Regions from separate parts of the Homo sapiens genome. Here region 2 is linked to region 1. The links are chromatin loops, found by intact Hi-C in ENCODE. Cell type or tissue: HepG2. All regions are shown on one strand. Each heading gives the region's core, and the rest is flanking DNA. Links, peaks and the distances in the headings are about the cores only. Region 1 has its middle 72 kb from the start of ACYP2. Region 2 has its middle 18 kb from the start of PSME4.

Region 1 (16,145 bases), core at 3,462-11,461:
TCAGCTTCCCGAGTAGCTGGGATTACAGGAATGCATTACCACGCCCAGCTAATTTTTGTATTTTTTTAGTAAAGGCAGGGTTTTGCCATGTTGGCCAGGCTGGTCTCAAACTCCTGACCTCAGGTGATTTTCCTGCCTCGGCCTCCCAAAGTGCCGGGATTACAGGTGTGAGCCACTGAGCCTGGCACTCTTCCTTCTTTTTCTTGCTTTTTTCAGCCTTGATGATTCCTTTTTTTGCTGCATCAGGCTTTCCTTTAGCTCAATATGCAGCAATATCCTTTCATATTTTTCCTTCAACTTCGCAGCCTTCTTTTCATAAGGCTGCTTGTCACCTGCAGCAGTGTCATTCCACATCTCTCCTAGTTTCTTCACAACATCACCAATGGACAGGCCAAGATGATCTCCTTTTATTTTTGGGCAATTCTCAGAACAGAACAGAAAAAAAGCCCAAAGGAGTCCTCTTGGGTGCACTGGGATCCTCAAACTTCTTTTTTGTCACCCGTTTAGGAGGGATATAGATTTTCATTTCTCTTTCATAATGGGCCTTCTCTACCTTTGCCATGTCTTCACTTTTCTCTTTAGCAGACATGGTCTTCCACCTCTCTGAGCACTTCTTAAAAACTCTGAGAAGTTGACTGAAGCATCTGGCTGCTGCTTCTTATGCTCTTCCTGACAAGTTTGCACAAAAAATGCATATGATGACATTTTGCCTCTCAGCTTCTTAGGATCTCCTTTGCCCATTTTTAGTTATTTTTCCTCAGTGAGGCAGAGTCGCCCAATGCCTGTCTGGTTCTCACTTGCCCAGTGCTGTCTCTATGGAGTTCAGTGTACTGCAATGGCTGTGAGAGCCATTGCACAGCTCTTTAAAGGAATTTGTGACCAAGGACGGTGGTTCTCACCTGTAATCCCAACAGCATGGGAGGCCGAGGCAGGAGGATAGCTTGACATTAGGAGTTCTAGAACAGCCTAGGTAGAACAGCGAGACCTTGTATCTACAAAAAAAGAAAAAAATTTAATTAGTTGGGTGCACACCTGTAGTCTCAGCTACTCAGAAGGCTGAGGCAGGAGGATTGCTTGAGCCCAGGAGTTCAAGGCTGCAGTGAGCCATGATGGTGCTACTGCACTCCAGCCTCAATGACAGAAAAAGACATTGCCTCAAAAATAAATAAATAAAATTTTAAAAAGACAAAGGAATTTGATAAGTGCAATCAAAAATTGAACTAGAGACTATAAAGACAATTTTTAGGGGGATGCAATTGTTTTACCCAGCACTGGAGCGGTGTATACATGACTATGCATTTTTTAAAACCCATATAACTTCACAGTAGAAAGAATGAACTTTCATATATGCGAGTTTAAAATTTTGTTTTCTTTAGTTATTTTCTTTTTTTTTTTTTTTTTTCAGGGATGGGGTTTCACTCTATCACCCAGGCTGGAGTGCACTAGATATCATGCTAACTGCAGCCTCCAACTCCTGGGCTCAAGAGATCATCCCACCACAGCCTCCTAAGTAGCTGGGACTACAGGCACGTGCCACCACATCTGCTAATTTTTTAATGACTTCTAGAGATGGGAGTCTCCCTATGTGTGCTTAGACTGATCTCAAACTCCTGGCCTCACATGATCCACCCACCTCAGCCTCCCAAGTAGCTGAGATTACAGGCAAGAGCCACAGCACCTGCAAGACTTTGCGACTTTAAAGGAAACAATATACAGCAGGTCCTCAAATAATGTTTCATTAAATGTCATTTTTTAGACTGTTCATGAAAAAAATTTGGTTTCTACTGTTGCATCATGAGGTCCTAAGGAAAAAAAAGAAAAAAATTTGATTCTTTATATGTCATTTTGCTTAAAGTTGCAGTTTCCAAGAACCTATTGATGTTAAGTAAGGACTTGCTGTACACAGAAATACACGCATTTATTTTCTAACTGTCCACTGAGAAGGCCTAGAAGCAGTGTCCACCCAGTAGCAATGAGCACACTTGTGCATAGATTTGGCTTTCCAAAAACCACTCTTCAATGAAAGAAACCAGGGCTCCTTGGAAAATAACTGATTCTAGGGCTGGATAAGGGAAAATACAAGATAAGCTTGGCAAAAAGTAAGTATAGTGCCAGGAAGAAAGGAATTGCTCAGAAAACAAGAGGGATGTGGAGCCAATCTGAAAGAGCTCCCAATGGCCAAAGCTGGAAAAATGTGAGCAAGCTTCTTATTCTGAGATGAGGAGATACTCTTTTTTAAAAAAAATACTGGTTGAAAGAATAGAAAGTACTCATAGTTGTTTGGGGGGAGTAAGAAGCAGCAGAGGGGCAAGGACTGCTGTTTTTTGTCAAAGGCCTTGGAAAATGATTTGACACTTGCAACCATGCCCATGCTTGCACAGCTTTGAAAGGAAAAAAGAAACCCTACATTAAAGCATAAGCAAACACAAAAAGAATGTAAAGTTAAAAGGGAGGATTTTGACAAGGGAAGGTTTTGTTTGTTTGGTTTGGTTTGTTTTATTAAAATGGGAAACAGCATATTTACATGTGGATAGGAAGCCAATAGAGAAAGCATAAAACCACGGAGAAGAAAAAGACACATTGACAGGGGCAAGTGTCTGAGGAGGTAAGGCAGTCTTATAAGATGGTGGAAGGATTCACAAAAGATCAGGGTGGCACTAGTCAGTTCATTATTATTATTATTATTTTTGAGATGGGGTCTCACTCTGTCACTCAGGCTGGAGTGCAGTGACGCGATCTTGGCTCACTGCAGTCTCCGCCTCCCGGGTTCAAGCGATTCTCCTGCCTTACCCTCCTGAGTAGCTGGAATTACAGGCATGCACCACCACGCCTGGTTAATTTTTGTATTTTTAGAAGAAACAGGGTTTCACCACGTTTCCCAGGCTGGCCTCAAGTGATCTTCCCACCTCAGCCTGCCAAAGTGCTGGAATTACAGGTGTGAGCCACTGCACCTGGCCCCAGCTCATTACTTCTAACCTATCTCAGAACAGACACTGACACATAGCAAATTCTCAGAGAATCTCTGTCCTTGTCCCTGCTGTTGCTTCCTGCTGAGCCCTGAGGTGCACCTACCCTTGCCTGGTATGAGGTGCTCTCATAAACCCTAAAAGTGCAGTCCCTGGGAATTTCAGAGCCAAGTCTGTCACTTCCTCTTGTCAGTGTCTAAATTAATTATCTAAAAGATTTGAAAACAATTCTGCACATTTAGGCACTGAAGATATCTTTAAAAATGCCATATATGTGAATGCATTTAATACTACTGAACTATACACTTAAAAAATGGTTGTAGGTCATGGTGGCATGTGCCTGTAATCACAGCTACTCTGGTGGCTGAGGTGGGAGGATCCCTTGAGCCCAGTAGTTCAACACTAGAGTGAGCTATGATACTGCACTCCAGTGGGGTGACAGAGCAAGACTGTCATCTCTAAAAAAATTAACTAATTGATTTAATTTTTAAAAAGTGGCTGTAATGGTAAGTTTGTTATGTAGCTGTTAACACATGGTTAATTTTTTTTTCTTTTTCTTGAGACAAAACTCACTCCATCACTCAGGCTGGAATGTAGTGGCACAATCACCACTCACTGCACCCTTGACCTCCCTTGTTCAAGCAATTCTTCCACCTCAGCTTCCTGAGCAACTGGGGCCATAGGGTGTGCCACCACACTCAGCTGACTTTTTTTTATTTTCAGTAGAGACAACATCTTCCTGTGTTGCCCAGACTGTCTCAAACTCCTGGCCTCAAGGGATCCTCCTGCCTCAGCCTCCCAAAGCGCTGGGATTACAGACATGAGCCACTGCGCCTGGCCTACAAAAACTTTTATTACAAAAAATATATATAAAATTAGGAAAAATCATCTCTAAATGAATAATACTACATTTGTCAGATTCTAATGACTTAAATAATAGAGTGAAGCCCAAGGTTACAATGCTTAGTGAGACCTGGAAGACCAACTTGATCTTCACCTGCAACCATGGAACCAGCCTTGGCTGGGGGAAAGAACTCACTTCCCAGATCACAGGGTCAATTCTATCTCCCTAGCCATTGACGAGTTTTCTTCTAGAACCATGACTCAACTCTTGAGGAGACAATTTCTTATCGTGGTATGGTAGCTGCGGTCTTTTGTCTAAGTAGAATGTTCATGATATATTTAATGTATTACAACCTTTTTAAAAAATCCATCTCACACTTTAAAAATTTGTTCTCAACTTCAGAAATAATTTTGAAAGAACAAGTACTGACAAAGACTACTTTTAATTATAGTAATAAGCAAGGAACTAATGGGGGGTATTCAGTCAAAAAGGAAAAATATGCTTCCATTTGGCCTCACCTCCACATTTCATTCCTAACTTAGCCCAAACCATATTCTAATACAATACAATCAATTTATTCATGGCAAGGTGGTAATTAGTATGTAGTCCTAGTAAAATGGGTCTGGTGATATTTTTTGATTTGCACCTTCTTTGGTTGGGAATATTGCATTCAATAACTGTATGGCAAATAAAATGACTCGACAGGGCCACGCAGCAGAAGTATTTTCAATAGCAAGTTGCCTTTATATGGGCATATTTCTACATTCTAAAATAATGTCTCCATTATCTTGGTTAGAGTTCAACTCTTTTAAATTTATAAGAAATATGCCATGCATGAGTGTGTGGTGATGATTCACAGATTTGAAATAACACCTACTCTCCTGCGGTTCTGGCACAAAATGTGTCAGTGAAGCCTGCAATTAGGAAAATTATCTTGGCCTGTCTTGCCACAAGATGGTGACGTCAATTATATACATCCAGAGCAGAAATCTGTCCCAAAAATGGGTTTAGAAAACAGTTATCCAGCCTTGCTTGGTGCCTTAGTGCCTTGGTGCCTTTGCAATGTCATCTAAATCTTTGTCACTGATGATAACACGAATAATATCTACTGAAAACTGCAATATAGTTTATTTTAGTCTTCACAACAGCCTTATGAGGTAGACACTATCATGGTCCCTATTTTACTGATGAAAAGAGGTTAAATAAGTTGCCCAAGATTATACAGCCAGGTAATGGTAGAACTTGGATTTGAACCCAGCTCTCTCAGACTCAGATGTTCACTCTTTTGATTAGGATTGGCTATATAATTTGAAGGGTCCATTGCAAAATGAAAGTGTGTTGCCCCCTTATTCAAAAATTATTAATAATTTCAAGATGGTAATAGTGAGGCATTGAACCAACGGGTGCAAGCCCTTCTAAGCACAGGGCCCTGTGTGATTGGACAGGTCATACACCCCTGAAGCTGGCCCTGCTTTTGTTCATATCACTTTCCTCCATTGTGGCCTTATCCCCATGCCTCAACCTAATTCAACAAATATTTTGTCGAGGCCGTATCTCCACTGAAAGAGGTCTTATGTTGATCCATGAGAGATACAGATTCAGCCTGGAGACAAACAACATGTATTTCTCAAGCAACCTTTTTTTTTTTTTTTTTTTTAGACAGTCTTGCTCTGTCACCAGGCTGGAGTGCGATGGCACTGCAGTTCACTGCAGGTTCACTGCAACCTCCGCTTCCCAGGTTCAAGTAATTCTTCTGCCTCAGCCTCCTGAGTAGCTGGGATTACAAGTGTGTTCCATCACACCCAGCTAATTTTTGTATTTTCAGTAGGGACAGGGTTTCACCATGTTGGCCAGGCTGGTCTCGAACTCCTGACCTCAAGTAATGCACCCGCCTCAGCCTCCCCCCAAATTGCTGGGATTACAGGTGTAAGCCACTGCGCCTGGACCTTTTTTTTTTTTTTTTTTTTTTTTTGACAGGGTCTGGCTTTGTCACCCAAGCTAGAGTGCAGTGGCATGATCACTGCTCACTGCAACCTCTGCCTGCTGGGCTCAAGCAATCCTCCTACCTCAGCCTCCCAAGTAGCTGGGACTATAGGCATGTGCCACCACGCCCAACTAATTTTTGTATTTTTTTAGAGACTGGGTTTTGCCATGTTGCCCAGGCTGTTCTAGAGCTCCTGAGCTGAAGCAATCTACCCACCTTGGCCTCCCAAAGTGCTGGGATTACAGGCCTGAGCCACTGCTCCCAGCCTAGCCAATCCTTTTGCTTGTTGAGATTTCACATCATACTGAGCAGCAGAAAGTGTTCCACAATTTTTTTTTCTGGGACAGAGTCTCACTCTGTCACCCAGGCTGGAGTGCAGTGGCGTGATTTTGGCTCACTGCAAGCTCCACCTCCCAGGTTCCCGCCATTCTCCTGCCTCAGCCTCCCGAGTAGCTGGGACTACAGGCGACTGCCACCACACCCAGCTAATTTTTTGTGTTTTTAGTAGAGACAGGGTTTCACCGTCTTAGCCAGGATGGTCTCGATCTCCTTACCTCATGATCTGCCCGCCTCGGCCTCCCAAAGTGCTGGGATTACAGGTGTGAGCCAACATGCCCAGCCAGTGTTCCACAATTTTATGAGTTTTCAATGTCAAGCCTTCTCTTTGGTTGGTCCCTAAAACCTCTCTTTTAATTAGCCTGCTCCTCTCTTAAAAACAAAACACTGTTATAAGACCAACAGTTTCGTATCCCCACTGCATAGTAACACGCCAATACACTGAGACAGGAGGGTTTGCAGCAGAGAAAGAATTTAATGGTTGCAGGGTGCTGAGTAAGAAGATGGGAGGAGACCCTCAAATCCATCTCCCCAAGGAATTGTAGGCTGGGGTTTTTAAGGGGATCGTGGAGGGCGAGGACCTGGAAAACTGGGGTCATTGATCAGTTGGAATAAGGGGGATGAAATCATTAGGATGTGGAAACTGCATTCTTTGGTGAGTCAGCTCCTTTTGGGGTCGTTCAGACCAGCTGATGTCAGTAGTTTCATTGGTATGCAGGACCTGAAGGAATATCTCAAATGGAAAACTTAACATTTTATAATGTTCAAGTTGTTATCTATAAAGCACTTTAGGGACACTATAATCTTGTAACAGGATCTATGAAATTCTAATACAACAGGCACTAAATGACGATGAGGAAGCAGGTCAAAGAGTGAGCTGACCTCATGATAAATGCTGAATATGCTGCAAACTTGGTTTATTTTTATTTCTGTCCCTCCCTTCTTTTCTGATTAATTTTTGTAAAGTTTATAGGGATGGTTTCACAACAACAAACCTTCAGCCACTTTCCACTGCAGTTTCTAGCATAAAACATGGCAGCAGATGTGACAGGAAGTCATTGCAGAAAAAAAAATGGTGGTGTCATGCATTACTCCCTCCTGCTGTGATTATTTGTAGCTGCTTCACCCTGATTATGGGAAAAGGCCTCATATCCTTGTAATTGTAGGGTCCTGATTAATAAACCGTTTGCCTCCCAGGATCTTTTTTTTTTTGAGAGGGGCGGGCAGGAGTGGGGGACAGCGTCTTACTCTGTTGCCCAGACTGGAGTGCAGTGGTGTAATCTCAGCTCACTGCAACCTCCACCTCCCGGGCTCAGGTGATCCTCCCACCTCAGCCTGGCACTGTGCCACCACACTTGGCTTTTTTTTTTTTTCTTTTGGTATTTTTAGTAGACACGGGGGTTCGCCATATTGCCCAGGCTAGTCTTGAACTCCTCGTCCCAAGTGATCTACCCGCCTCAGCCTCCCAAAGTGCTGGGATTACAGGCATGAGCCACCGCACTCAGCCGTAGATCTTCTTTTGAAAAGCTTTCCAAAACTTTCCCTTGGCACCTTTATTCAGTGGAAAGTCTGGAGCTGAGAGGATGACATATTCTTGTGTCAACACATATCCTGAGAACAAAGGGAGTCTGTTTGTGGTGTGTATGGAGTAACTGTGACGTGCAGTTTACATTTCTAGAGAAAACAATGGGCTCTGTGTGTACATCTGTTGCAGGGGAGTGTTTGGAGATGGAGATCTAGAAGAGAGATCTCGTCTCTGTCCTTGATGGGGCTTTCCACTTAATTTGATGCCCAGCCCCGAACTCTCCTTTCCCTTGCTCTTCTCACCAGCTGGAGCTTCTTATTTCTCATCCTCACATACATTTTTACTGTGATTCCCTTTTCCCTAAAAAATGTGGGTAGTTCCTGTTTTTAGTTTCCTCCTAATTGGGATAAGGAGGAGGAATCACAGCTAGCCCCCAGCCGAGACTCTTCACACTTTAGGATTTAAATGTGGACTGCAGGGGTTGATGTATCGCTGCCTTTTATGAATAAGGTTAGATGCAGTTATAGATAATGTGTAAATTTGCCATGGAAGGATGTCTGGATACATATAAGTAACCAGCATGGTAGTTCTCCATCATATCAGACCCATTATCCCCTTTATATAATAAAACATCGCCTTCATGATTTTAAATGAAATTCATATATCATATAATCTAATTCCACACAGGAAAAAATTTTTTAATTAGCACAATGTCATAAGTGTAAAATAAAGAAGAAATAAAACTGGAGTTAGGGTCTAAGTTGAAATAATTATAGATAGATTTTTCATTCATATCAATGCCCTGCAGGGCATTTGAAAGTCAGGCAGAACAGTTTCTTTGTTCTATGGAACTGTTCCACACATCTGTCAGTCTTGGCCCCAGCCACCAAATGCCACTGAGCATGCCTTCAATCACTGTGATAACCAAAAATGCATCCGTAATTCCCAAACCATATCCAAAAAGTGGTCCTGCCCCTGTTGAGAACCACTGGTCTGAGTAGGAGTGCCTGTATATTGGATTCCTTTTGATTGTCCCTTGGTTAAGATATTCAGGTAATAGAATAAGATATATTATACTTGCCATCCTCCCAGGCTAAGAGTTCTGGGGTTTGGCAATCCTGAACTCAACCACTCAACCAGCATGCATTTTCTATGTGTACACAACTATTTTTAGGCCACTAGTTTTAAAATAGCAGACACACACACACACACACACACACACCCCACACACACCCCATATTAACCAAGGTCCCTGGCCACATACAGTAACAAGGCTTTGGTCAGGGAGTGGCCATGCTACGCATGGACTGATGGCTATGTAGAGCAAGGTAGACAGAGCATTTATTTTGTGCTATATTTAAATTATAGGGAGGTGGAAATGGTGGGTGTGCTGATGTGTTTAGGTTCCTAAGAAAGATTGGTTGGTCTTCCACGTTGCTTCTTGGTTCTCTCTCTGATCTCCAACTTGGATTCGTGAAACGAGAGTCTGCATTGTAAATATGTTTTCCCTGGCCAAGGACAGATGGTAACATTTGCCTCTCTTTCGGCCTGCTGAATACAAATTTGAAGCCAAACAGGGACCCAAAGGGAATAAGGGTCCCCTCACCATCGTGCCCCTTGACACACACCCCTAATTAGGATCTACTCAAATATCATTTACCAGACACTAATAAAAATATTGAGTCCTGGCCAAAAAGAAAAATAAAAAAAAGTTGTATGTTTGTGGAAACTTCTGTGAGTCACTCTCCAGCATCTACCCTGGGTCAGTGTGTTTTGCTCCCAGAATAAGCTAAAATTTGAATGGAAGAAGAATTCTAAACAATCTAAGGAAAAACTTAAACAGAATAACCCCTGTACTCTATGACCTATGATATAAGATTTGCTCCTCTTAAATTATTCTGAGCCAAGAGCAACGTTTATAGCTTAACACCAAGCTTGTTTTCTGGGGGTACAGTTCTTATATGGACTATTAAGAATAAAGTGAGTTTGGGCTGGGCGTGGTGGCTCACGCCTGTAATCCCAGCACTTTGGGAGGCCAAGGCAGGGGGATCACCTGAGGTTGAGAGTTCGAGACCAGCCTGACCAACATGGAGAAACCCTGTGTCTACTAAAAATACAAAATTAGCAGGGTGTGGTGGTGCATGCCTGTAATCCCAGCTACTTGGGAGGCTGAGGCAGGAGAATTGCTTGCACTCGGGGGCGGAGGTTGTGGTGAGCCAAGATCGTGCCACTGCACTCCAGCCTGGGCAAGAAGAGTGAAACTCCATCTCAAAAAAAAAAAAAAAGAAAGAATAAAGTGAGTTTGAAGCAATGGACCGGAGACAGAAAATGAATTCCAGAACTGTGTGAGGTGTCTCATGCCTGTGGTCCCAGCAACTTGGGAGGCTGAGGCGGGAGGATTGCTTGAGCCCAGGAGGTTGAGGCTGCAGTGAGCTGTGATCGTGCCAGTGTACTCCAACGTGGGCAACAGAGCAAGACCCCACTCTAAAAAGAAAAAAATGCATTCTAAGTGGGGAAACAATTTATTCTTTCATGTATGCGTTCATTTGATACCTCACCCAGCTTAAACTCACTTATATTATGTTGCATGTACCCTCAGCTCCCTTGCCGCCTCTGACACTGAGATACTCACTTGAATAAACAATAACCTTTGTTGAAGAAAACATTCCCCATAGTCCAGTCGTACACCTGTGCAGCCAAATGCAACTAGTGAAGAACCAAACCATACTAAGAGATCTCACTTTAAATTCATGATCATAAGTTTTGAGTAAGCCCTTAATGCTGCTAACAACCACACTGAATTTCCCTGGCCCTTTTATTCTCCCACTCTCCTGGGTGACTATTTCACACCTTCTCTGTCCTCAAACCTCAAATACTTACTCACCTCCCCTCATCATTCTGATGCCCTTGCTTCCTATTTCACTGAGAAAATAGAATGAATCAGAAGAGAGCTCCCACAAACACCCACCGCTGCATCATGCCCATATTCTGGGCTTCCTTCCTGTGACTGTAGAGGAACACTCTGTGCCCCTAGAAAAGGCCACCGCTGGCCGGGCGTGATGGCTCATGCCTGTAATCCCAGCACTTTAGGAGGCTGAGGCAGGCAGATTGCATGATGCCAGGAGTTCAACACCAGCCTGGGCAACATGGTGAAACCCTGTCTCTACAAAAAATACAAAAAAAAAGAAAGAAAGAAAGAAAGAGAGAGAGAGGAAAAGAAAAGAAAAAAAGAAAAGAAAAGGCCACCGCTTTCCTTGTGAACCAGACACCACCTACTCAAGGACATCACTCCAGCAATTCTCCTCTCAATCACCTGCATCAGCTCATCCCTTTCCCCTGGATCTTTTCCACCTATCTATGAACACTATTTCTCCCATTTTTGAAAAACCCTCTGTTGACCTCACTTCCTCTTTCAGCTACTACCTCCATTTCTTTCTTTCCTAGGGGTTGTCTATATTCCCCATGTCCAGTACCTCTCTAAAACCTAATATAGTCAGTTATTTATCCAATCCACTTCAGTTAAATCACTCTCATCAAGATCTCCTCCACTTTCCTGTTGCTATATCCAACAGCCAAGCCTTAATTTTCATCTTACTTGATCAGTTAGTAGAATGTGATTACTCTTTCCTCCTGAACCACTTTCCATATAGTTTTTAGAAGGGCACTTACCTAATCTTTCCCCTATTTCTCTGGCTGCTCATTATCAGTCTTCTATGTTAGGTCCTGTTCATCTCTCTGACCTCCAAAACTTGGAGCATCCCAAGATTCAGCCCTTGTACCTCTTCTGCTTTCCATCTTCACTGACTCATTTGGCAATCTCCTCTAGTCTCATGACTTGAACTATCATCTAGGATGTGCTAACAGTGTCCGGTCTGCATGTCTCCCCTATACCCCAGATTCACATATCCAGCTGCCTCCTTAATATTATCACTTGAATAAAAGACATCTCAAGTTTAACAAGTCCTAAACTGAACTCCTGATTGCTGCTTGTCACTGCCCTACCACCAAATCCTGTTCCTTTTCTTCTTTTCCCGAGTTGCAGAGTTCAAAGCCTTGAAGTCATACTGGATGCTTCTTTTCCTCTCACACCTCACATCTGACCTATCAGCAGATCTGTCTGATTAACCTTCAGCATATGTCCAGAATCTGACCAATTCTCACCACTTCCACTACTACCACTGCTGTCTTTTACCTAAATTACTGTGGGAACCTCCAAACTAGTCTCCCAGCTTCCATCTTTGACATGTTGAGATTCTTCTCAACACAGAAGCCTGGGCCAGGCACAGTGGCTCATGACTGTAATCCCAGAACTTTGGGAGGCCAAGGCACAAAGATCTCTTAAGCCCAGGAGTTTGGGGCTGCAGTGAGCTATGATTGTACCACCACACTCCAGCCTGGGCAACAGAGCAAGACCCTGTCTCAAAACACACACACACACACACACACACACACACACACACACACACACACACACAAAAGAAAACAAATATAAAACACAGAAGCCTGAGTGACACCGATAAAAACATAAATTCAAGAAGATCACTCTTCTGCTCAAAAACCCTCCAAGCCCTCCAAAGGGCTGCATGTGCTGGCTCATGCCTGTAATCCCAGAGCTTTGGGAGGCTGAGGTGGGTGGATCGAGGAGTTCGAGACCAGCTTGGGCAACATGATGAAACCCCATCTCTACCAAAAATACAAAAATTAGCCAGGTATGATAGTGCACACGTGTAGTCCCAGCTACTAGGGAGGCCAAGGTGAGTGGATTGCTTGAGCTCAGGAGTTCGAGATCAGCTTGGGCAGCATCATGAAACCCCATCTCTAGAAAAAATACAAAAATTAGCCAGGCATGATAGTGCACACCTGTAGTCCCAGCTACTAGGGAGGCTGAGGCGGGAGGATCGCTTGAGCCTGGGAGGCAGAGGTTGCTTGAGCCAAGATCACACCACTGCCCTCCAGCCTGGGCCACAGAGTGGGACCCTGTCCCCCCCCGCCAAAAAAAAGGAAAAAGAAAAAAAGAGAAGAAAAGAAAAAAAAAATTAAAGCACGATGTAGGCTGGGGAAAAAAAAAAAAAAAAAACTTCCAAAGATATTTTTAGTAAAAGTTCAACTTGAAAAATTATTTTAAAGCCCTACATGCTCTGCTCACTGCCCATTCTCTCCCAACCTCACCCTCTACTTCTTTCCCACTTCCCTGTTCTATTATAGGAGCACGCTCCCCACCCTTTGCTGTTCCTTGAACATTCCAGACACCTCAGGACCTTTGTACTAGCTGTTCCTGGGATGTTCTTCCCCCAGATATGACTCACTCATTCACTCACTCAACTCCTTCCCTCAAATATCTCCTTCTCAGTGAGCCCTTCCCTGTTAACCCATCTAAAATTGCAATTTCAAGAGCTCCTTTTCCCACTTACTGGCTTTACTTTTTTTTCCTGCAGAATTTATTGCCACCTATGGAACAAATGTTTATTTTATTTATCTTTTTTTTTTTTTTTTTACCTATTCTGACAACCAAAATGTGAGCTCCAAAAAGGTGGGGGTTTTTTCATCTTTTTTCATTGCTGTATCTTAGCACTTAGAAGAGTATATATATATATATATATATATATATATATATATATATAGTATTCAATAAAGATTTATTGAATGAATGAATGCCTACTGTATGCAAAGAATCACCTTTAGGTTCTGGTGAAACAGAGAGGAATAAAGTTACTGAACACTCTGCACTTCAGGTTCCTCATCTACAAAATGGAGATAATAATAAGCCTCATGGGACTATTACAAGGATTAAATGATCAATAACTTATGTAGTGCTTAGAATAGCACCACGCACTTAGTAAGTACTATGTTAAGTAAATAAAATACATACATATATATATTTAAATCCCTGCCCTCAAGAAGCTCACATATAGTGGAAAGTAAGATATATTTGCAAAAAAAACAAAGAGTATGCAGTGTTAGCAAAGAAGACGGGAAAAGGGTCAACTTACCCTTAGGGTGAAAGAAGCCTTCACAGAGAAGCTGAACTTAATGTGAATCTTGGAGAATGAGGAGGTGTCTACCAGGCCAAAAATAAGGGCATCCTAGGCCAAGGACAACCGAACAAATGTTTGAATCAGGACGCTCAGAGGTTAGAATAAATCTGTCCTCCCACCTTCCAGGAAGTGTTGATCCAGAGTTGTCTCAATATATCCAGCTTGTTTTTCCTACTTCATGCTTTAATTTCCTTATTATATAAGGGAAGGTGTTGGTAACACTGAATATTAAATTGTAGTAATTTCACTGTGTAGGAGAGAAAGCTTCGGAGATTTTTACACCCTGGGGAAATATTTATTCCAATCTGCATGATGCACACAGTGAAAAGCACCTGCTAGCTCTAAGTCACCTTCACATTCCTGAAAGAATTTCCAAGTTTCTCATAGTTTATTGATATTTATAATGTTGATATTTTCAATCTTCTGATATGACCATTGATAACCACCTAGCTTATTAAAAGTCTTACATTTCATTTGTTTCAAAAGCACTCTGATTTCGATTTTACTATATATTTTATTCACTTTTTTAAAGTTAATTAAAAGCATGTTTTAGGCCGGGCATTATGGCTCACCCCTGTAATCCCAGCACTTTGGGAGGGTGAGGGGGGAGGATCACTTGAGGCCAAGAGTTCAAGATTAGCCTGGGTAACATTGTGAGATCTCATCTCTACAAAAAATTTAAAAGTTAACTAGGCATAGGGGTTCACTGTGGTCCTAACTACTCAGGAGGCAGAGGTGGTTGGATTGCTCGAGCCTAGGAGGTTGAGGCTGCAGTGGGCCGTGATTGTGCCACTGCACCTCAGCCTGGGTGACAGAGCAAGACTCTGTCTCAAAAAAACAAAACAAGCTTGGTATGGTGGCTTATGCCTGTAATCCCAGCAATTTGGGAAGCTGAGACAGGTGGATCACTTGAGAACAGGAGTTTGAGACCAGCCCAGGGAACATGGTGAAACTCCGTCTCTACCAAAAATACAAAAAAATTAGACAGGCATGGTGGTGGGCGCCTGTAATCCCAGGTATTTGGGAGGCCGAGGCCAGAGGATCACTTGAGCCTGGGAGGCAGAGGTTCTAGTGAGCCAAGATTGCACCACTGCACTCCAACCTGGGTGACAGAGCGAGATTCTGTCTTAAAAAACAAAACAAAATTCTAACGTCCATTGAAATATTTTCTAAAGGAGTTTTTCTCTACATTAAAAAATAGGAGTTAGGTCCTTTGGCCAGAAACTCAATGTAAAATTATATACATATTAATTAGGGACAACATTACTTCACACAACTCTAAGTCCTCTTAAATGAGTGATCTAGAAATCAGAGGAGAGGGACCTGACCATGAAGCAGTCAAGGCATCATCCAGGGAAGACCGCAGGGGCCACGCAGGAGGTAACAGAGCACCACAGTTGGGTGTCCAGTTTTCAGGATATGGTCCAGAAACAGTCCCGCCAATGTCCTGGGTGTAGGCCCTGAGAGATCCTAGACATTCAAATGCCACTTTATTCATTTACAATGAGAAATTAAACTCTCACATGGACCAGAATTTTCTTGCTTGCCTAATTTGTGCATTTTCTCCTTGAAGTCAAGGCAAAGAGAAGCCAATTCACCATCAGAAGACACTTTACTAACTTACCATGAGAAATCTCTATCTTGGGGACAGAAACTTCAAGGTGTGAATGCTCTGTGCATTTTCTCCCTGCAGACAGCCTACATGAGAAGTCAAATCATAATCTGAATCCTGCTCAGTAGTAAGAATGAAGATAGATAATCAAATATATGGAAGTGGGCTAAAAGACACTGTGGCACACTGAATAAGGCCCCCAAAGATGCCCACAGAAACTGTGAGTGTTACTTTACATGGCAAAAGGGACTTTGGGCTGGGTGCGGTGGCTCACGCCTGTAATCCCAACACTTTGGTAGGCCAAGGTGGGCAGAAATCACCTGAGGTCGAGTTCCACACCAGCCTGCCAACATGGTGAAACCCCGTCTCTACTAAAAATACAAAAATTAGCCAGGTGTGGTGGCATACTGCTGTAATCCCAGCTACGTGTGGAGCTGAGGCAGGAGAATCGCTTGAACCCGGCAGGCAGAGGCTACAGTGAGCCAAGATCATGCCACCGCACTCCAGTCTGGGTGACAGAGCAAGACCCTGCCTCAAACAAACAAACAAACAAAAAAAGAAATATGTATGCTAAAGGTTAAGACTTTCTTTCCCCTACTCTAAGCTTGGAGAGGTACTGCCAGTTTTGTCTATATGTTTACCTAGGCCAATCAATCGTCTTTTGACTGATATCTTTAGATATATTAATATACATTTAATTATATTGTTGACATTTTAGCTGGCCTAAGACTCAGCCTGTCTCCTTCAGGAAATTTAATATTTTTCTGCTCTGATCCTACAGTTTATTCTCAAAGGGCAATCTTATTTCCTCATTCTCAAGTCCTTAGAAGGTACTTCTCCATG
Region 2 (16,145 bases), core at 3,181-11,180, 54 kb after region 1:
ACAAGGGCGAGACATATTGATATACTTCTGAGGAAGGGTCAATACTATACTGTACTATAGTATACCTACCATACTTTCTATAGGAGAGTAAATGTAATCCTTCAAAGATAGGTTTGGTTTTGATAGGTAGATAGAAGAGAGAATGGTTTGTCAAATGGGGTAGAAGGTATTATGTGAGCAACAAGAGATCTGTAAATACAAACGAATATTGGGGAGATAGTGAATAGGTTCCACATATGTTGACCACAGAGGACACAAAGTTATATAAAAACAGAATGGTAGATTGGGGCTAGTCGTGTGTCAGCCTTGAGTATCAGCCTAAATAGTCTGGGCTTTATTTTGTACATAATAGGGAGACGCAACATTTTTGAGCAAAAGACTGACAAGGTAAAAATGATCTTTTAGAAAGATTAATCTGCTAAAAGTATTTAATACAGAGATGAGGGAATGGTCAAAGAAGAAGAATTAGGAGACAGTGCAACAGTCTGTGCTCTGTACTTGTGAAGCATAGATCTGAAATGCATGAGGAGAGCAATATTAGCAAAAGGGGCACAGCTGATGTAGCAGGCATGAAAGTACATTGCTTGGATCTCCTTTTAGCTGAAAGAATACACTTAGCTAATGGCCATCAGCTGCAGCACCTTTGGAATCTACCACAGCAAGCTGAGGTTATGATCTTCCCAGGCAGCCCATACCAGTGGCTGATCATGGCAGCATTAACAGGACCAGTTCTACCCATTGCAAAACTTCTCTTAACAGGCAATCTTTGCTCTTCATCTCCCCATTAAGTAGGCTGAGACTTTGCTCAATATATATCAAAGTCTCAGGCTCTCCTGGCCCAATCCTCTTTACTCCCCTCTTTCCTTTCACAGATATCAGATCAGCATCCAGATCTGAAGGCTTTCTTTACCCAATCCTCCATCCTCCTTTTTTATCTCTCATAGGTGTACATCCCCATCACCATTCCACCCCCTACACTTCTTGCACTTCCAACTTTATTTCAGTGTCTGCTTCCTGAAGGACCCAAAACTACACAACTCTAAATAGAAAAGCTGGATGTATCTATCAAGGAATCTTATTCTCTTAGAACCAACTATGCCTAGAATAGCCGTTTGTACATTGTGAGTCTTTTTTTTTTTGGGTGGTGGGGACAGAGTTTCGCTCTTGTTGCCCGGGCTGGAGTGCAGTGGCACAATCTAGGCTGACTGCCATCTCCACCTCCCAGGTTCAAGCAATTCTCCTGCCTCAGCCTCCCATGTAGCTGGGATTACAGACATCCACCACCAAGCCCAGCTAATTTTTTGTAATTTTGGTAGACACAGGGTTTCACCACGTTGGCCAGGCTGGTGTCAAACTCCTGATTTCAGGTGATCCGCCCGCCTCGGCCTCCCCACGTGCTGGGATTATAGGCGTGAACGACCGTGCCCAGCCCATTGTGGGTCTTTAGTGTTAAATATAAAAACGCTTTGGAAATATGTGGGAAGTTACACCCTACAAAATTTACATAAGTAAAAAATTAATAGTATTGAGGCCAGGCGAGCTGGCTCACACCTGTAATCTTAGCACTTTGGGAGGCCGAGGCAGACAGATCACTTGAGGTCAGGAGTTTGAGACCAGCCTGGCCAACATGATGAAACCTTGTCTCTACTAAAAATAAAAAAATTAGCTGGAAATCCCTGGAACCCAGGAGGCGGAGGTTGCAGTGAGCTGAGATCATGCCACTACATTCCAGCCTGGGCAACAGAAAGAGACTCTGTCTCAAAAATAAATAAATAAATAAATAAATAAATAAAAAATAAATAAATAAATAAAAAATAATAGCATTGAATTAATTGTGTCTAGAATTAAAGAAGATATTTTAAGTTTAATTATTTCATGCACTAGAAAATGAAGAAATGTGATGATTTATGCATTGAGAAAAACACCAAGGTCACTGTAGATATGGATGTTTTATACATGCTGAAATCTTTTCTCTGATGTAACTTGAGATTAAAGAAGAGACTAAAGTAGCTATTTGGACATTTCTCTATTTAGAGGAACCAATTTTTTTTCTCAAACAGATATCTTCATCTCACAACTGAAAGTCATAATGGGATAGATGGGCAGGACAGAGCAGTTCTCTGAGAGAAGAGCTGCAGCTAGAGTTTAGCAACTATGAGAGACAGAACATGCACTAAAGATACGACCTTCAGATAACAAAGATTCTTAAAATTTCTTTTGAATATTCTTTATGTCTTCTTTTCATGAGACACTGACGCAAAAACAGAAAGACACTCTTGTCATAGCGGTGTTGAAAACATATATATAAAGAACTGTCACATGGTATACCAACTCAAATTCAGAATATAACGGAAACGCTACATGACAGACCATCTTACACTATCAGCCCAACATAACCACTCTTCCTGTTTTGTTTGATGGGGGAAGTTATAATGTAATGCCAGAGGTATATTTTATGTGTGTGTATTAGGCTGTGGAAGATTGGTTGACTGGCTTTTGGTCACTGAGTTTCAGATATTCAGTTCTAGAATAATTTGGGAATAAAATTGCTATCCTATAGTAGTTTTGAGCTATTAAGAACTATTTGGTTGAAGGTCTGATATCTTATTCCATTTTTAACTGCTACTCAACACAAGATTTTCCTTTTGAAGTAGGTCTTGGTAGAGGTTGAAGCATTTCCACGATATAATTTCGAATTATTGCCTCTCATAGTCCACCCCAGCATGACCTCTTTCCTGCCAGTTTCCTCTTTTTTTTTTTTTTTTTTCTGAGTCTTACTCTGTCACCCAGGCTGGAGGGCAGTGGTGCAATCTTGGTTCTCTGCAACCTCCACCTCCTGGGTTCAAGTGATTCTCCTGCCTCAGCCTCCCGAGTAGCTGGGACTACAGGCACGTGCCACCATGCCTGGCTAATATTTTGTTTTTTTTCGTTTTTTTTTTTTTTTTTTTTTTTGAGACGGAGTCTTGCTCTGTTACCCAGGCTAGAGTGCAGGGGCGCGATCTCTGCTCACTGCAAGCTCCGCCTCCTGGGTTCAGGCCATTCTCCTGCCTCAGCCTTCCGAGTAGCTGGGGCTACAGGCGCCTGCCACCACGCCCAGCTAATTTTTTGTATTTTTAGTAGAGAAGGGTTTTCACCGTGTTAGCCAGGATGGTCTCGATCTCCTGACCTCGGGATCCGCCCGCCTTGGACTCCCAAAGTGCTGGGATTACAGGCGTGAGCCACTACGCCCAGCCGCCTGGCTAATATTTTGTACGATTTTTAGTAGAGACGGGGTTTCACTGTGTTAGCCAGGATGGTCTCAACTTCTTGACCTGGTGATCCACCCTCCTCGGCCTCCCAAAGCGCTGGGATTACAGGCGTGAACCACCGTGCCTGGCCCAGTTTCCTATATTATACATCCTCTTTCCCAAATTATTTTCTTCCTTACTTTACAAATTCTCAACTTTCTACTTTTTTTCTCTGAACTTCCACGTCTTTTCCACAACCCTCTACTCCCAACTGAGGGTGTTGCCTACTTCTCCGGGAAAATAGAGACTACCAGAAATAGCTTATCTTTTGATTCCCAAATCTTTTTTTTTTTCATCCTTTTTTTTCCCTCACTCTGTCGCTCAGGCTGGAGTGCAGTGGCATGATCTTGGCTTACTGCATCCTCTGCCTCCCAGGTTCAAGCGATTCTTGTGCCTCAGCCTCCCGAGGAGCTGAGACTACAGATGCCCACCACCACACCCAGCTAATTTTGTATTTTTAGTAGAGATGGGGTTTCGCCACGTTGGCTAGGTTGGTCTGGAACTCCTGACCTCAGGTGATCTGCCCACCAGAGCGCTGGGATTACAGGCTTGAACCACCACGCCCGGCCTGATTCCCAAATCTATGATTCAATCTGCACCTGTACTTTTTTTTTCTTCCTTCCAGTTTCAACAGTGGGAGTGTCCCTCCTTCCTTCATTTCACTCCTGCCCTTTGGATCTAATCCTTCCTTCTCCACACCATCATCTCTCTCTTTCTAATAACTTCTGATTTCTGATCCCAAAGATGGGCTAGCATCTCTCATCTGAGAAAGCGAAACAAAGCAAAAACCTTTTCTTGTCAACCTCTGTCGCCCATGCTGAAGTGCAGTGGTGCCATCTCGGCTCACCGCAACCTCTGCCTCCTGGGTTCAAGCGATTCTCGTGCCTCAGCCTGCCAAGTATCTGGGACTATAAGCATGTGCCACCACACCTGGCTAATTTTTGTATTTTGGGTAGAAACAGGGTTTCACCATGTTGGTCAGGCTGGTCTCGAACTCCTGGATTCAAGTGATCCGTCTGCCTTGACCTCCCAAAGTGCTGGGATTACAGGTGTGAGTGAGCCACCATGGCTGGCCATAAAACCTTTTTTCTGATGCGTATTCTCTTTAAGTTACTTCTCCTTCTTTTGCTTCCCGTCACTGGAAAACTTTTTTTTTTTTTTTTTGAGATGGAGTTTCACTATGTCGCCTAGGCTGGAGTACAGTGGTGTGGTCTCAGCTCGCTGCAACCTCAGCCTCCTGGTTTGAAGTGATTATCCTGCCACAGCCTCCCAAGTAGCTCGGACTACAGGTGCACACCACCATGCCCAGCTAATTTTTGTATTTTTAGTAGAGACGGGGTTTCACCATGTTGGCCAGGCTGTTCTCAAACTCCTGACCTCAGGTGATCTGCCCACCTTAGCCTCCCAAAGTGCTGGGATTACAGGCGTGAGCCACCGCACCCGACCTCCAAAATATTTCTCATCTCTGAGTACTTCTCACCGTTGGCACTACTTCTACCGTGATACAAGCCATTGTCATCTCTCATTGAATTGCTGAAAACGCCTCCTAATTAGTCACAGTACTTTCATTCTTATCCCCTTATAATCTATAGTCCATTCAGAGTCAGGAGAGATCTTTTGAAAGTTTAAATCAATTTATATCATTTTCCTGATTAAAAACTTGTCTATAGGTTTCCATTGCACTTAGAGTAAATTTAAGTGCTTGGTTCACTCACTAGGTTAAAATTAAAAGTAAGTGCTTACTATGACACTGGTGAAAAGAAGGAAGGAAGGAAGGAGAAAGAAGAAAGGAAGGAAGGAAGGAGAAAGAAGGAAGGAAGAAAAAAAGTAGGAAGGAAGGAAAGAAAGAAAGGAAGGAAGAAAGAAGGAAGAAAGGGAGAGAGGGAGGGAGGGAAGGAGGAAGGAAGGAAGGAAGGAAGGGGAAAAAAGGAAGGAAAGAGGGAGGGAAGGAGGGAGGAAGGAAGGAGGGAAAGAGGGGCAAGAGCTCTTACATTGTGAAAAAGCTTGGCTTGATCAAGAAATTGAAAGAAGCTGGGTGTGGTGTCATGTGCCTGTAGTCTTAGCTACTTGGGAGGCTTGGCAGGAGGATTGCTTTAGGCCAAGAGCTCGAGTCTGCAGTACCCTATGAGCGCACTTGTGAATAGCCACTACACTCCATCTTGTACAACATACTTAGCCCTCATCGCTAAATAAAAATAAATAAATATAAAAAACTTAAAAAAAATTGAGAGAAGGTCGGAGTGCCTGGAGCAGGGTGAATGAGGTAAAATCAATATATGAGATGAAATACGGCCAGGCACAGTGGCTCACACCTGTAACCCCAACACTTTGGGAGACTGAGGCAGGTGGATCACCTGAGGTCGGGAGTTCGACACCAACCTGACCAACATGGAGAAACCCTGTCTCTACTAAAAATACAAAATTATCCAGGTGTGGTGGCGCATGCCTGTAATCCCAGCTACTCAGGAGGCTGAAGCAGGAGAATCACTTGAACCTAGGAGGCAGAGGTTGCAGTGAGCCAAGATCGCACCACTGCACTCCAACCTGGGCGAAAGAGTGAAATTCCATCTCAAAAAAAAAAAAAGAAAAAAAAGTTACACATACACCAGCCATTCTATGCCTAGGTATGTATCCAAGAGAAAAGTAGTTATATGTCCATACAATGACTTATACATGAATATTTATTGAAGCTTTATTTGTAATACCCAGAAACTGGGAACAACCAAAACGTCCATTAACAGATGAATGGATAAGCAAACTATGGTATGTTCATAGAATGCTACTCAGCAACATTTGAGAGAAAATTATAAAATCACAACATCTGATGATGACCAGCAGCATACCTTTGAACACTTGACCAGCAGCATCACCTGGAAGCTTGTTAGAAACACAAATTCTCGACAGGGCACGGTGGCTCACGCCTGTAATCCCAGCACTTTGGGAGTCCCAGGCGGGCGGATCACAAGGTCAGGAGATCTAGACTATCCTGGCTAACACAGTGAAACCCCGTCTCTACTGAAAATATAAAAAATTAGCCGGGCGTGGTGGCGGGCACCTGTAATCACAGCTACTCGGGAGGCTGAGGCAGGAGAATGGCGTGAACCCAGGAAGCGGAGCTGGCAGTGAGCCGAGATCGCGCCACCGCACTCCAGCCTGGGCGACAGAGCGAGACTCTGCCTTAAAAAACAAAAAACAAAACAAAAAAAAAACGCAAATTCTTAGGTCATCTGCAGACCTACTGAATCAGAAACTCTGACAGTAGAAGCTCTCTCAACCACTGCTTTATGCTAATTTGCTGAAAGTGAGGATTCTTTTTCTTTTTTTTTCTTTTTTTTTTTTTTTGGTAAGACGGAGTTTTGCTCTTGTCTCCCAGGCTGGAGTGCAATGGTGCCATCTCGGCTCGCTGCAAACTGCACCTCCCGGGTTCAACAGATTCTCCTGCCTCAGCCTCCCAAGTAGCTGGGATTACAGGTGGCCGCCACCACGCCCAGCTAATTTTTGTATATTTAGTATATTTGGGGTTTCACCATGTTGGCCAGGCTGGTCTCAAATTCCTGACCTCAGGTGATCCACCTGCCTCAGCCTCCCAAGGTGGTGGGATTACAGGCATGAGCCACAGCTCCCAGCTAGGATTCTTGATATATCAACTATCTTGCTTGTTAGAAGTGAACTCTGGCTAAATTAAATAGAAGATGAATTTACTGAAAAGTGTTATATGCCAGGAGTGGTGGCTCATGCCTGTAATCACAACACTTTGAGAGGCCGAGGCGGGTAAGTCACTTGAGGTCAGGAGTTCAAAACCAGCCTGACCAACATGGTGAAACCTTGCCTCTACTAAAAATACAAAAATTAGCCAGGTGTAGTGGTGCATGCCTGTAGACCCAGCTACTCCGGAGGCTGAGGCAGGAGAATTGCTTGAACCCAGGAGGTAGAGGTTGCAGTGAGCCGAGATCACACCATTGCACTCAGCCTGGGCAACAGAGCAAGACTCCATCTCAAAAAAAAAAAAAAAAGAAAAGAAAAGAAAAGGGTTTATGTAACTCACAGAAGTGATGAGAAATGATGAAAACATTCTCAAACAATTGGCTGGGACCAAGGGAGTAGGAGTGGCAGGAACAGTCTGGTGGAGATGCTGCTGCCACCACCAACATAGGACATCTCTAGTATTTGACATAATGGCCACTGTAGGCAGCCACTACTCACAATAAACACAGCCTCAATGCCAAACTGCTAATACTAGAGCTACCACAGATCCAATATCACTTATCATCCCTTCATCTTGGCATTGCTTACTCAAGACACAAAGTACATAGTGGCTAAATCTGGGTCACAAGGCTGTCAGGGGAGTTAGTAGAGGGTGAATCTCATCCCTTAGGCTTCTAAAGTTAGAGGTCAGAGCCTACTTCCCACCAAGACCTAGATAATGGGAGATGTCCCGAATCTAGCAAGTGGGTTCAGATGCTGGGCAGCCAAAAGCAATTACAGATGTCCATTATGATAAGTACCCTAAATACACACATTAGGTGCATTTTAGCAGGACTATGCCCTAAAAGAACTGGGCAAATATATTCTTTGTTTTACTAATATCTGACTCAAGATTTGTCAGGCAGGGCATGGTGGCTCATGCCTATAATCCTAGCACTTTGGAAGGCCGAGGCAGGAAGATTGCTTGAGCCTGGGAATCCTTGTCTGTGAAAAAAAAAAAAAAAAAAAAAAAGAATTGTCTACCAATCTGACTTTTTGTTATTGAAAGATATGTCTTCTTATTTAAGTATTGGCTCACAGTAGATCACAATAGTCGATGGTGCCAGCAGGCACATGCTGGCCTGATAGCCTTTCCACTGCATGTTAGAGTAACGATGAGAAGAAATGACTGGGTTTGGAATATTCCTACTGGGACTGGACTCTTGGTGGCCTTCAGATGGTGTTATTTAAAACTGAATTACAGGCCGGGCGTGGTGGCTCACGCCTGTAATCCCAGCACTTTGGGAGGCCGAGGCAGAAGTTCACCTGAGGTCAGGAGTTGAAGACCAGCCTGGCCAACATGGCAAAAACCCGTCTCTACTAAAAATGCAATAAAAATAGGTGGGCATGGTAGCGCGCACCTGTAATCCCAGCTGCTAAGGAGCCTAAGGCAGGGAAAATCGCATGAACCCGGGAGGCAGAGGTTGCAGTGACCCAAGATCATGCCACTGCACTCCAGCCCAGGTGACAGAGTGAGACTCTGTCTCAAAAAAACAAAACAAAACAAAACAAAAATTGAATTATGGGCCAGGCATGGTGGCTTACACCTGTAATCCCAGCACCATGGGAGGCTGAGACAGGCAGATTGCTTGAGCCCAGGAGCTCAATGCCAGCCTGGGCAACATGGCAAAACCCTGTCTCTACAAAATACACACATATATATTTATATACATATACATATATATAGCCAGGCATGGTGGCACATGCCTGTGGTCCCAGCTTCTCGGGAGGCTGAGGCAAGAGGATCACTTGAACCTGGGAGGTGGAGGTTGCAATAAGCTGAGATCGTGCCACTGCACTCCAGCCTGGGTGACAGAGCAAGACCCTGTCTAAAAATAATAATAAATAAAAAATAAAAGTGAATTACTTGGGACATTCATAGGCAAAACATAAACCTTGACCTAAATGTCATGCCACATATAAAAACTAACTAATGATGAATCATGGACTTAAATGTAAAACAGAAAACTATAAAACTTTTAGAAAAAGAACTTTGGAATCTAGGACTAGGCAAAGTGTTTTTGATTATTATTATTATTATTCTTTTAATATGACATGAAGTCTTGATATGTTGCACAGGCTGGTCTTGAACTCCTGGACTCAAGTAATCCTCCTGCCTCAGCCTCTCGAGTCACTGGGATTACAGGTGCGCAACACCATGCCCAACCTAGTTCTTAGATCTCACACTAAATAAAAGTTTGACACGTTAAAGGAAAAACTGATAAACTGGACCTCATCAATATTAAAAACTTTTGCTCTGTAAAAGATCCCTTTAAGAGACAAACTACAGAAATAAAATATTTGCAAACCACATATCTGACAAAAGAGTAGTATCTGGACTATATAAAGAACTCCCAAAACTCAACAGTTAAAAACCAAGCAATCCAAAAACCAAAAAACAAACAAAAAAACCCACAAGCAATCCAATTAGAAAACATGCAAAAAACATGAGCAGATATTTCACCAAAGAGGATATAAAAATGGTAAATAAGCACATAAAAGCATGTTCCTGTTCAACATCATTACTCATTAGAAGAATGCAAATTAAATCCACAATGAGATCATGGCATGCTTATCAGAAAGGCTAAAATAAAAAGCAGTGACAACATCAGGTATTGGCAGAGAAACCGGATTGCTCTTACAATGCTGATGAGAATGTAAAATGATACAGCCACTCTAGAAAACTGTTTGACAGTTTTTTCTTTACAAAATGAAACACACAACTACCATTTGACCCAGAAATTGCACCCCTGGGCATTTATCCAAGAGAAACTAAAACTTCTGTTTACACAAAAACCTGTAGATGAACTACTTTGTTCTCTTTGCTAAATGGGAATTAGGAGCCTACACTTTGTAAAGAAGTCTGGAACTGCTTCCTTTTTTTTTTTTTTTAACTTTGTATACATACATAAAAGCATAATCCACATCTATAAAAAGATATGTATCATAAATGTACAGCTCAATGAATTTTAACATACTAACCACCCTCATGTAACCATCTCCCAGATGGAGAAACAGGACATAACCAGAACTCCAGAAGGCCTTTTCATGTCCTCTTCCATTCTGTACCCTACCCTCAGGTGTGACCACTTTGTGAACCTCTCATATCACAAATTAGTTTTGCTTGTTATAACACAGAAATGGAATCATACAGAACATGCTCTTGTGTGTCTGATTTTGCTTCAACATTCTGTTTTCAAGATTCATCCATATTGTTGCATGTATTTGTGCATTTTTCATTCTCATTACTGTGTAGTTGTCCTAGTCCATTTGTGTTGTTACAAAGGAATATCAGAGACTGGATAATTTATAAAGAAAAGAGGTTTGGTCGGGTGCGGTGGCTCACACCTATAATCTTAGCACTTTGGGAGGCCAAGGCAGGTGGATCACCTGAGGTCAGGAGTTCAAGACCAGCCTGGCCAAGATGGTGAAACCGGTCTCTCACTAAAAACACAAAAATTACCTGGGCATGGTGGTGCATATCTGTGATCCCAGCTACTCAGGAGGCTGAGGCAGGAGAATCACTTGAACCCAGGAGGCAGAGGTTGCAGTGACCCAAGATCACACCACTGCACTCCATCCTGGGCAACAGAGTGAAACTTCATCTAAAAAAAAAAAAAAGGCCGGGTTTGGTGGCTCACGCCTGTAATTCCAGCACTTTGGGAGGCCGAGGATCACTTGAGGTCAGGAGTTCCAGACCAGCCTGGCCAACATGGTGAAATCCCATCTCTACTAAAAATACACAAATTAGCTGAGTGTGGTGCTGTGTGTCTGTAATCCCAGCTACTCAGGAGACTGAGGCAGGAGAATCGCTTGAACCCAGGAGGCAGAAGTTGCAGTGAGCTGAGATCATGCCACTGCACTCCAGCCTTGGCAACAGAGTGAGACTCCATCAAAAAAAAAAAAAAGAGGTTTACTTGGCTCAAGGTTCTGCAGGCTGTACAGGAAGCATAGTGCGGGAATCTGCTTCCGGTGAGAGCTTCAGGCTGTTTCCACTCATGGTGGAAGGGGAAGAAGAGACAGCATATGCAGAGAGCACATGGTGAGAGAGGAGGCAACAGAAAGAGGGAAGGTGCCAGGCTATTTTATTTTATTTATTTATTTTTATTATTATTATTATTTTTGAGATGGAGTCTCACTCTGTTGCTCAGACTGGAGTGCAGTGGCATTATCTCGGCTCACAGCAACCTCTGCCTCCAGGATTCTCCTGCCTCAGCCTTGCGAGGAGCTGGGATTACAGGTGAACGCCACCATGCCCAGCTAATTTTTTGTATTTTACTAGAGATGGGGTTTCACCATGTTGGCCAGGCTGGTCTCAAATTCCTGACCTCAAGTACTCCTCCCACCTCGGCTTCCTGAAGTGCTGGGATTACAGGCATGAGCCACTGAGCACTGGTCAACCAGGCTATTTTAAACAGCTCGCTTTCAGGTGAAATCTCATGGGAACAAATAGAGCCTGAACTCACTCATCATTATGGGAAGATCATCAAGCCATTCATGAGGGATCCTCCCCCATGACCCAAACACCTTCCATCAGGCCCCAACTCCAACACTGAGGATTAAATTGCAACATGAGGTTTGGAGGGTCAAATATCCCAACTAAAGCAGTGGTATTTCATTGTGCAAACATAAACACAGTTTATCCATTATACTGTTGATATGTTGATAGGTATTTGGATAGTTCTGTATTTTAGACTCTTTGGGGTAGTGCTGCTATGAACATTTAAGTAGATATCTTTTGGAGAACATATATGTATATACGTACACACATTTCTGTTGGGTATTTTCCAGATAGCCATCAGCCTGGGTCCTGAAGTGAGAACATGAAGCAGGATCCCCTTTTGACCTGAGATGGAATATAGTATGAAAAAAATGCTAAATCCTGGCCAGGTGCAGCGGCTCACACCTGTAATCCCAGCACTTTGGGAGGCTGAGGCAGGCGGATCACAAGGTCAGAAGATCGAGACCATCCTGCCTAAATGTGAAACCCTGTCTCTATTAAAAATACAAAAAGTTAACTGGGCGTGGCGGCAGGCGCCTGTAGTTCCAGCTACTCGGGAGGCTGAGGCAGGAGAATGGTGGGAACCAGGGAGGCAGAGCTTGCAGTGAGCGGAAATTGCGCCACTGTGCTCCAGCCTGGGCAACAGAGCGAGACTCCATCTCAAAAAAAAAAAAAAAAAGAAAGAAAAAATGCTAAATCCTAAGCCACTGAGATTTTGGGATTGTTTATTAATGCTGTGTAACCTGGACCAATCTATTCATAAAATTAACATCCTTGTTTTGTTCTTGAGTTTAATGTGTTGGCTTCCAAAGTTTCATTGTTAGGTACAGAGCTTGATAAACATTTTAACAGGTTTTAAGAAGTTCACTTTTATTTTCTTATTTGATAAAAATTGTTATCATGGACTAATAAATGCTTTTTCTGCATTCATCCTACAACATTTGTTAAGATGTTGGGTTTTGTTTTGTTTTGTTTTGGTTTGTCTTGCATGAAGGTGGTGAATTTTATTGGTAGATTTTCTGACATTGAACTAGCCCTGTGTACCTGCAATAAACCTTGCTTGGTCCCAATGTATTTTATATACATACTACATATATTTTATATATATGCTATATATATAATATATAATATATGCATACACACACTTTTCTGGATTCAATTCACTTGAATTTCTTTTTAAGTTTTGCTCTTGTTGCCCAGGCTGGAGTACAGTGGTGCGATCTCGGCTCGCTGCAACCCCCACCCCCCCGGTTCAAGAGATTATCCTGCCTCAGCCTCCCAATTATCTGGGATTACAGGCATGCACCACCACACCCAGCTAATTTTGTATTTTGAGTAGAGATGGAGTTTCACCATGCTGGCCAGGCTAGTCTCAAACTTCTGACCTCAGGTGATGCACCTGCCTCGGCCTCCCAAAGTGCTGGGATTACAGACATAAGCTGCCTCGCCTGGCCAGAATTTTTGTTGAGTTTCTCCATCTATGTTCAGGTGGGACTGGGCTATAATTTCCTCACCTAGTTTTGGTGTGAAGTTTAAATTAGCTCTTGTTCCTAATTGCTAGCTACTAAGGCATTTATTAGCCTTCATCATTTACCTCTAAAGCACCTCACTGTCCACCACTGGTTGCCTCTTCAATGTGCTGGGTACCTTTGTTATGATGATGATGATGGTGATGATGATGAAAATGCCCAGAGTCATCTTTCTAAACCACAAGCCTCCTTGTGTCATGCCCCTACCTCAATGCTTACAGGATAAACCCCCAGCATCCAGCACCTTAGGAAGGCATCCATGACTGCTTGTAATCTGGCCTCAGTTTACCTTCTTGTCTCTTTTCTTGCCATGATATACATTTTCTGTGTTCCTATCACATTGTACTCATTGTTTCCTGGCCTAACTGGGCCCATTGAAAACTCTTGGTCTTTCTACAAACCGATGCTTCTGCTGGGGATATGCTTATTAACTTGCTTGCAAGACTTGATGAGCCAGCTGTCACCCCTTCAACTTCCTCCAAGTATTTGGTTACTACCCATAGCACTGTATTGATATATCTGAAGCAGCTTTTCGGAAAAAATCCAAAATTCTTAACCCAATTTACAAGGTACTACGTGATCTAACTCTGCTTCAGCCGTATATACTATTCTTAATCTCGCTCCCTAAGCATATGGGTGTTTTTTAAATTTCTCATACAAGCCAAATTCTTCCTCTACCTCAAGCTTCCATTCGTACTGTTTTCTTTTCTTTTTTGAGACAGGGTCTTGCTCTGTTGCCTAGGCTGGAGGGCAGTGGTGCAATCACATCTCGCTGCAGCCTCAATCTCCTGGGTTCAAGTGATTCTTCCACCTCAGCCTCCCAAGTAGCTCGGACTACAGGCACATGCCACCACACCCAGCTAATTTTTGTATATTTTGTAGAGATGGGGTTTCGTCATGTTGTCCAGGTTGGTCTTGAACTCCTGGACTCAAGTGATCCTCCTACCTTGGTCTACCAAAGTGCTGGGATTACAGACGTGAGCCACACTGTGCCTGGCCTATTTTCTTAGCTGAATCATTTCTAATCATCCTTCTCCACAAGTCTTCATTCATCAAATGTTGCTTCCTCAAAGAATTTGGTCTAGGCCTTGCATCCTAGTCCAGGTACCCCTGTTCTACATAACCAGAACAACATTTATCCTATTAAAGCATCTAATAAAATTATAACTAAGTACCTGTGAAGTGAGTTGTTTACTGTCTGGCTGCCCCTCTCTAACCAGTGAGCTCCATGATAATAGGACCCATGCAGAAATGGATCTTTACGAAAAGGAATATTTCATGCTAACTTATAGGTTGTTCACATTTCCAGCATATAAATCCCTGGTTCTCCCTGAACCTATTTATATCACACACACACACACACACACACACACACACACACACACACACACAGTCTTGTGTGAAGGATTTGTTGTATGGAAGTTGTGAAAATCAAGGAAAACAGCCAGGCTTAACATTTGAGTCGAAGCAGTGCCAAACTGGGACAACAGAAGTCTCATGCTAAGACAATCACTCAACAGGGGTAGTTTAGCAAGAGTCAAAGGTTAGAGATGAGAGTGACCATAAAAATATAAGTCGCACCTTTCAAAATTGATAAAACTTATTGGATGAGCGATTGAATTCTAGGCAGTGGGTGGAAGGGAGTTTGAATTAGTTTTATCTAGAGATCTTAAGATATAGGTAAACCCCAGCTGACATTTGGTTATAGTTTTGTCTGTTTTCATATCTGTCAGTCTACTAGAAAGTGAACTGCTTGAGGACAGGTACTGTGTCATTCATCTAACGATCTCTGACTTGGCACTCTGGGGACATAAATAAATGTTTACTGAATTAATGAATATATAATACACACTGGAGAACTAGGGATTTGATATATTATACCTTTTATGTGTCTGTAAATTTCAAAAGGTATTCTGCTTAGTACAAAGAAATAGATTGGAAATAGTAGCATTTCAAATATCAGATGTGATCAAGTGTGAATGTCTTGCTGGCTATTCAAATTATGCATGCAGATAATCCCATTGTCTGCCTGTGAGCAAAGCCTGTCCTATTTATACATATAAAAACTGGGGGGTAGGTGGAAAGAGTGTACGTCCTCTTTGTGCATTAGTTATTATCTCTTCACTGACTCTATTGTGAATCTTTTCAATTACCATTAAAAAATACATCTCTTTACTATATTTGATTATGAGGGAAGCTGTCACCTCCTACATTATTCATAGCTTGACAAAAAGAAGAAACACGAAAAGCTTTGGTGGTGCTGAAAAATTCTTTTAGTATTTAAATATCAAATAAACGTTTTAATAAATTTTTTATCATTAAATAAATACATCACTTAATGACGGAGATATGTTTGAGAAATGTATTGTTAGGCGATTTCATCATTGTACAAACATCAGAGTGTACTTACACAAACCTGGATTATGTGTCCTATTATACACCTTGGCTATATGGTGTAGCCTATTGTTTCTGAGGCAGGAGAATAGGGTCTGGTGGCAGGTAACCTAAGGCTGATTCACACTGACTTCCTAGAACTAAATCTAAAGGAAAACCCCAACTTTCCAAAACTAAGTAACAAAAGGACCAGAGGCCACTCCCTTTGCAACCCCCCTCCCCTTTTTATGCGTGGCAAATGGAAAATTGAAAGTATCTCTGACTGGTTTCTTTCCGCAACCAGTCAGACTGATTGCAAGCCAAGTCTTCTTTTGCTTAGGAGTTTAACTTTGTAACTTCACTTCAGCCTCTGATTGGTTGCTTTCCACAACCAATCAGACTGATTGTGGGCCACTACTTCACTTACATAGGGGGTACACCAAGTGGACAATGGGAAACCAGAAAATTCTGTAATAGGAAAATTATTGAGCCCCTATGCTCAGCCCACTCCCACCCTGTGGAGTGTACTTTCATTTTCAATAAATCTCTGCTTTTGTTGCTTCATTCTTTCCTTGCTTTGTGTGCTTTGTCCAAATCATTGTTCAAATTCCAAAAACCTGGACACCCTCCACTGGTAACACTTCTAGGCTGTGTAACACTTCTAGGCAACAAATCTGTACAGCATGTCCGTACTGAATACTACAGGCAATT

Evidence for each region. Hi-C counts contacts between places; a loop is a spot of excess contacts. Peaks named below come from ENCODE experiments on the same cell type or tissue, not always from the same donor. Only the 100,000 strongest peaks of a DNase experiment are listed, where the experiment ranks them.
Region 2: a loop joins it to region 1, with 5 times the contacts of the local background. A loop is called at or near these places in 21 of 110 quality-filtered maps.

Annotation. Positions count from the first base shown.
Region 1 is chr2:54,035,805-54,051,949 of GRCh38, reverse strand. It overlaps a transcript of ACYP2 not described here and the pseudogene HMGB1P31. Among named protein-coding and RNA genes, the nearest start is that of ACYP2, 72 kb to the left of the region's middle. In HepG2, for the core only: no CTCF peak of the experiment used is centred there; DNase peaks (open chromatin) are centred at 3,619 and 7,759.
Region 2 is chr2:53,981,137-53,997,281 of GRCh38, reverse strand. It overlaps a transcript of ACYP2 not described here. Among named protein-coding and RNA genes, the nearest start is that of PSME4, 18 kb to the right of the region's middle. RefSeq lists a silencer at 9,653-9,702. In HepG2, for the core only: no CTCF peak of the experiment used is centred there; DNase peaks (open chromatin) are centred at 7,581 and 9,781.